Linked DNA regions of Mus musculus: region 2 is linked to region 1. Evidence: chromatin loops called from intact Hi-C (ENCODE). Cell type or tissue: left cerebral cortex. All regions are shown on one strand. Links, peaks and the distances in the headings refer to the core of each region. The heading gives the core; the rest is flanking DNA. Region 1 has its middle 6.8 kb from the start of Gm32351. Region 2 overlaps Otp (orthopedia homeobox).

Region 1 (2,920 bases), core at 222-2,721:
TGCCCCTGCCCCTGCCCGGGGGATGGCAGTTAGGCCCCAGCCTGCAGTATCTCTAGGTGACCAAAAAACCCTCCAGGACCTATCTACAATTGCTGCCCCTTAGCAGATCCTGGTTGCCTTTGAGGGGTGGGAACAGTTTCTCCGGTGGGGAACCGGTGCTGCTGGCGAAAGGGGGAGGGGGTATGCAGAACACAGGCTGGTAGCGCGGAAGGAGGCGCGGAGTAGCTTTGTCTTTACACCTCAGCCCCAGAGGCGAGGAGGGGCCGCGGGGCTGCACTTTCTGCAGCCTATGCGAGCAGCGTTTTGCCATGGAAATCTAATTTGACAGAATAGGTAAATAAAATCAACTGTCATCAGCTCCCACTTTATTTACGGGACAAGGTCAATGTTTTTTAAGTACCAACCTAAACAGCTTATTGGAAACGGATTGCAGGAGCACTCGATGAAGGGCGGTTCTAGAAGTTTTGATTTTTTTTTTTAAATAGCCAAATCCGATTATTATTTGCAAAAAAGCGTCCTCGGCGAGCCGAAGCCAATGCCTTAGTGAATAGCCCTGGCGGTCTGCACACCCGGCCGGCTGCTCTGGGGACCCAGCGCTCCCAGCGAAGCGGTCCCTTTCCTGCACCGCGCACGGCTGGGTGCGCACCTGGGCCCGCAGCACCCGGCTCGCGCTCGCCCCTACGGCTGCGTTGCTGCCGTCCTTTTGTTCTGTCGCCTCCTCTTTCCCCTTGGTTGTTGATTATTAGTATTTTCCTAGTTTTCCAAACTAATAAGTGCCACTATCAGGCAGTTGGAGGCTCTGGGAGGCTGCAGGCTTTGCCGTTCGGCCCTAATTGATATTGAACGAGCTGCTGGTAGACGGGAACAGGGCCGCTGCTGGATAATTTGCAGTTTAATCAGCGTTTGTAATGAGAGCGGCTGATTAGGGCTGTTGGAAATAAAAGAGAGTTACAAGGAACGTCTGTCAGAGTCCGGTGATAATTCAGGACTAATTGTGGTGATTAGCGCAAACTGGATGACTTTGGGCTTTGCTAATGCAAAGAGAAACGTGCAGACTCCAGCCAGAGACCCCTCGGAGAACAGTGCCCCGGCTGCGAGCAACTTTGCTGAGCCTTTTTCCTGCGCGGTCCCCAGCGACTCCCCCGGCTTCGGGGAGGTGCAGTGGCCGCCACCACGCGGAACTACAGGGCAGTGACCAGGCAACCCCGCCTGGGTCTGCAGCCTGCCCTAACAGGGTCCCACAGCGCCTTCCTCGGCCGGGTTAGGGCTAGGAACACGCCTCTGGTCACCCCCACCCCAACCCCGGGATCCCATCCGTACCCCTACCACCACCCTGACCGAGGCCATTTTGCTGCAGGGAAGCGAATCTTGTCCCCTCCCAGTCCCCGGCTCCTACAGTCATCCATCACCACACCTCCTCACCGGGAACACCCGAAAGGGCAGAGCTTTCTGGGTTCCCTCTCATCCCATCACCGCCTCTTTTCCTTCCCTCTCTCTTAGTTCTCCGGGCCCTCATCAGACAAAAGAAAGGTTCTGGACACCCGGGTTCCCTAAACTGTGGTCTCTGGTGGGTGTCACCCAGCCCGCACCACTCTGGGCAGATGCAGCCCGTTAAGTGAACTGAGAAGAGCAGAACAGGGCTTATAAACTGCCGGAGTTCTCATTATTGAGGAGTTTCATAACTCTTTAATTCATTTTTAATGATGGCAATAAACATGGTAGTCATTTTGGAACAATAGCTAAAAATCATAGGGCCATTACTGTCCATTAAAACACTGTTTACAGTTCAGCGGGGGTTCACGTGCCCTGTAGTCAATCATATTAGCCCAAGGAGAGATTTATAGGTTGGAAGAACGGGTCTCTTTCTATTCTTTATATAACACAACACTTACTGAGCAAATTGTTTTTTTTTTTTCCTAAATTCACTTGGTTTTTTAATCGTGGGAATGGGGATTAAATAAGGAGGTGTTGCTGGCACCTCATTTCTATTTGATCAATAGATCATCAAGTACTGTAAGTGCCTTATTCACTATCAAATTAAATGAAAAATACTTTAACCCGTGTCCCTAGTGTCAGCAGATAAAGCTAATAATATTTTCTGTTATGTTTCCATTTAAGCTCTTAGGGCTCGGGAGAAGCCAGGTCTTGTGCTGTTTTCTCTCTTACACAGACCCACATACCTACATACGCAGGGTGTTGTCCCCAGCGCAAGAGTGTTTATTGTTTCTGGGAACCTGAGCCTTCTAATTCACACCAACCATTTTCCCATCTTACATGGATACACCTTGGAGCTTCAGAAGGAGATGGCAAAGCTTTAGGCCTCAGGAGCCAGAGGAGCTGCCTACTGGGGGGGGGGGGCTTCTATGAGACCGTTTGCCCTTTTGCTTTGATACCAGTTCTTGGTACAATAATAAATCTAAACGATAGGCCCAAAAGGGACGAATCTCTGATTTCCTAGATTTTTTTTCTATCCTAGATTAGATGTTATCTAATATTTTGCACACAGTCCCTCCCTGCCTTTGCAGCAACTAGCTACCACCCCTCCCCCCACTGCAGATTTAGAACTCTGTAACTATATAGCCTGTATTTTATAGAATACAGAATCCAAACGGTGTGTTTAGACATGATACTTCCTTTATATCATTCCATGGATTTCACAAAAATCATTTCCGTCTGTGTATATATTCTGGAAAGGGATTTCTTTTCTTTCAATAGCTGGGGTAACGTTGCAGTGGCCTGTCCAAAAAAAAAAAAAAAAAAAAAAAAACAATCGAACGATACTTGCGAAGTTTAATTGCTAACTTAGCAGCTCGGTCACACCTCCCAACCCATTAGATGATGAAATCTCACCTGGTTAGCGGGTACAGTACTGTGGCCTCAATGGCGAATGCCTGATTATACAGCCAAGCTGCTAATTTAC
Region 2 (2,920 bases), core at 314-2,813, 170 kb before region 1:
GAACTGTCTATTAAAATATACATCAAACAAGCCCTCCTGGCTTTTGTTTCCTGATTATGGCCCAGGAATTTCAGAGCCTACCAGGCAAATGTGCCTACAAATGTCAAAATCACTGTCACTGAGCAAAATTTCCTCTTAGAGGTACTAGACAACCAACCTATCCAACCTTGATAATTTCTCCTCACCATCTATTTGCATTTTATCTTTAAGGGGCTGGGGCTTCCTCAGAGAGTTTAGTTAGCAGACTTTTCATTCAAAATCTAGTTAGCGGGATGACTACTGAAACGAAATATAAAATGGTGCCAGGCACAGATCAGATGTTGACTAGTTTCCTCTTAGAATTTGGCCAACACACACACCCTACTCTCCAAATCCCCCCCCCACGTGATTTATCTGGTAATCCAATCTATGTAGTAGATGATTTGCAAGCTGAAGTGTCGAGGGTATGGATATACCTGCCTTCATTCTTGGTAAATCAAGAATTTATAGCGGTGCAAGCAAGCATACACTTTGCTTACCAGTGTGAATAGTTTTGCAGTCTACAATCCTCTCTGAGTCTGCCTTGCCTTCCTATCTTACCTAGGGCTTCTTCCAGCACTTTATCTTTCTCTAGTTTGTACACCATTTCCCACATTGCTGCTTAACCCTATATTGATGCTGGGTAAGCTTCCTTAGCGCAAGCTCTAGAGCTGTGGTGCGGGGACTAATGAGGCTTCAGGGCCCGATGATGATGATTGCAGCTGGATGGAGCTGTTAGCAGCCTTTGGCCTTGGGTGGACAGTGAAGAGACCTAAGGTCCCAAAGACCCTTTGCAGCACCTAGCTGACACTAGTGTGGGAAGTTGGGCAAGAGGACACCCTTGACTGAAACTTGCTGTGTCTGAAACTTGCAGCCTCCTAGGAACATTTTGAAAGGGAGAGTCAGGACCAATTCCTACCACTCCCCAGAGCGAGTGAATCCTAAATGGTCAGTGTTTTGAAGATGGTAAATTGGACAAAGGCTTGGAGAAAGAAGCAACAGAGAAAAAAACAAAAACAAAAACAAAAAACACTGCTCAGCAGAGTTTCAAGAGCAAACAGTACTGCAGAATCCAGAAAGAACCACTGTTAAAGGACAAAATATTAGAGGAATAATCGAAAAATCATGCTCAATTATGTTTGAGGGTTAGTAGTCAAATGATGGCTACAAAATTTTTAATGTTTCATGGTTTACTGAGATTCAAGGGGGAAAAATCTGCATGGAATCTGAACACCTCAATTCCAAGCTATGATGCATATGTTTTTTAAAATGTGAATGTTTCCACTTGGAAACTAGAGCATGTCGGGTTAAGATGCAGACAGAACCTAAGGGAGAGTTTTGGAATGCACTGATGACAACTCCAGGAAATCCATTAACCACAGCCAAAGACCCAACTTTGCACTCAGTTTGAAATGCAGCTCTCCTCAGAAAAATGCTTAATACAACAGTGAGAATCTAATGGAGGTTGGAATCTAAAAATCCACTTTCATGATATCTGCTGTTACAGTAATATAGACATACTGTAAATGTATTTTAAAATATATAGCCCGTTTAATTCCCCAGCTATAAATGGCTCAGGAATAGAAAAAGAGGGGGAGAAAGAAAGAATGCCCCCCCACACACACACACTTGAAGCAAATGCTTTATGAAGACCTCATTGGAATCCAGCAAATGATTAATGTGTAGATATGGGAGGAAATCTGGGGAGCTGTATTAAAGCCTAGATCTCAGGTTCATTTCGATCAGCCAGCCGTGAACTCTGGGCCGAATTCATTACACTTTAATAGTGCTGGGAGAGGAAGAAAATGCAATTTCTCATTCCATTAGAAAACTCGAAAATACTCTCAGCTTGTCCCCCCTATTAAGATGTGGCAGGTGACAGGGCCATTCTAGGGGACACGGTCAATGGAATTACAGCACATTATTTTTGTTCATATAAAATATTGAAAGGCAAGCCTGACTGTGCAGAAGTTATTTCACTGATTTGGTTTTTATGTAAATAAAATATTGAAAGTTAATTAATCCGTGCTAGAGACTAATGATTATGCTTATTATATTGCATTTGATCGCGTAATTTGCATGATTCTCGCATTGCTGCTTAATAAGCCATTCCAGGTTATAAATAATTCTGAAATTGGTTTCTAATAATGGCATGCTATAAAAGGAATGGTTTTATTACACTAGCCAGAAAAGGGGAACAGTACCATACAGGAAGTGGCCTCCATGTGAAAAGAGGTGCTTTAGTAAACACTTCAAAATGTGATATAGTCCAGATAAAGGCAAAAAAATAAATATACTGGATAATTCAGTCTAAAATTAAAAAGTATCTTTAAAAACATGCAAGCACAATAAGTTAAATGTTTAGATCATTTTTAATCAGTGCAGTGGCCCACATACTGGAAAGAATGTGTGGCAATCTGTTAACTATAAAGAAAACTATGAAGCACTCATCATATAAGAATGTAAACCAATTACTATTTAATTTGAATTTGGTCAAGGAGCAATGGTACAGTGAATTGTGAAGTAAATACATTTCCCATAAATTATTTTCGCATTACGTTACATAATGTTAATCATTTTGAAATGTTAATTAAGAAGGTTATGTTGATCTGATTACTTTTTAAACTATGAAACATTATTTTTAAAAAATATTGAAATTGCTGTTCTATTAAATTGTTTTTATCAGTAGACTCAAGCTATTATCTTCGGTTGAACATTATGCTAGAACAATTAACATACTTTGTCTCTTTCTTCTTGCATATTCTTTTGTGTACTTTTTGAACATAACTACCACACAGTTTATATTTTATTTCATTTATAACTTTTTCTATTAAAAGAATCACTGCCATTAACCTTTGGAAGACCTAATAAAGTTTAATAGACCTCATTTTCTTTTTTAATA

Evidence for each region. Hi-C counts contacts between places; a loop is a spot of excess contacts. Peaks named below come from ENCODE experiments on the same cell type or tissue, not always from the same donor. Only the 100,000 strongest peaks of a DNase experiment are listed, where the experiment ranks them.
Region 2: a loop joins it to region 1, with 4 times the contacts of the local background. A loop is called at or near these places in 10 of 42 quality-filtered maps.

The regions. Positions count from the first base shown.
Region 1 is chr13:94,708,250-94,711,169 of GRCm38, reverse strand. No RefSeq gene overlaps it. Among named protein-coding and RNA genes, the nearest start is that of Gm32351, 6.8 kb to the right of the region's middle. In left cerebral cortex, for the core only: a CTCF peak has its summit at 1,182; no DNase peak of the experiment used is centred there; H3K4me3 peaks cover 423 bases.
Region 2 is chr13:94,879,171-94,882,090 of GRCm38, reverse strand. The region is part of intron 2 of Otp (orthopedia homeobox); the gene reads right to left. Among named protein-coding and RNA genes, the nearest start is that of Otp, 5.0 kb to the right of the region's middle. In left cerebral cortex, for the core only: no CTCF peak of the experiment used is centred there; DNase peaks (open chromatin) are centred at 843, 1,330 and 1,503.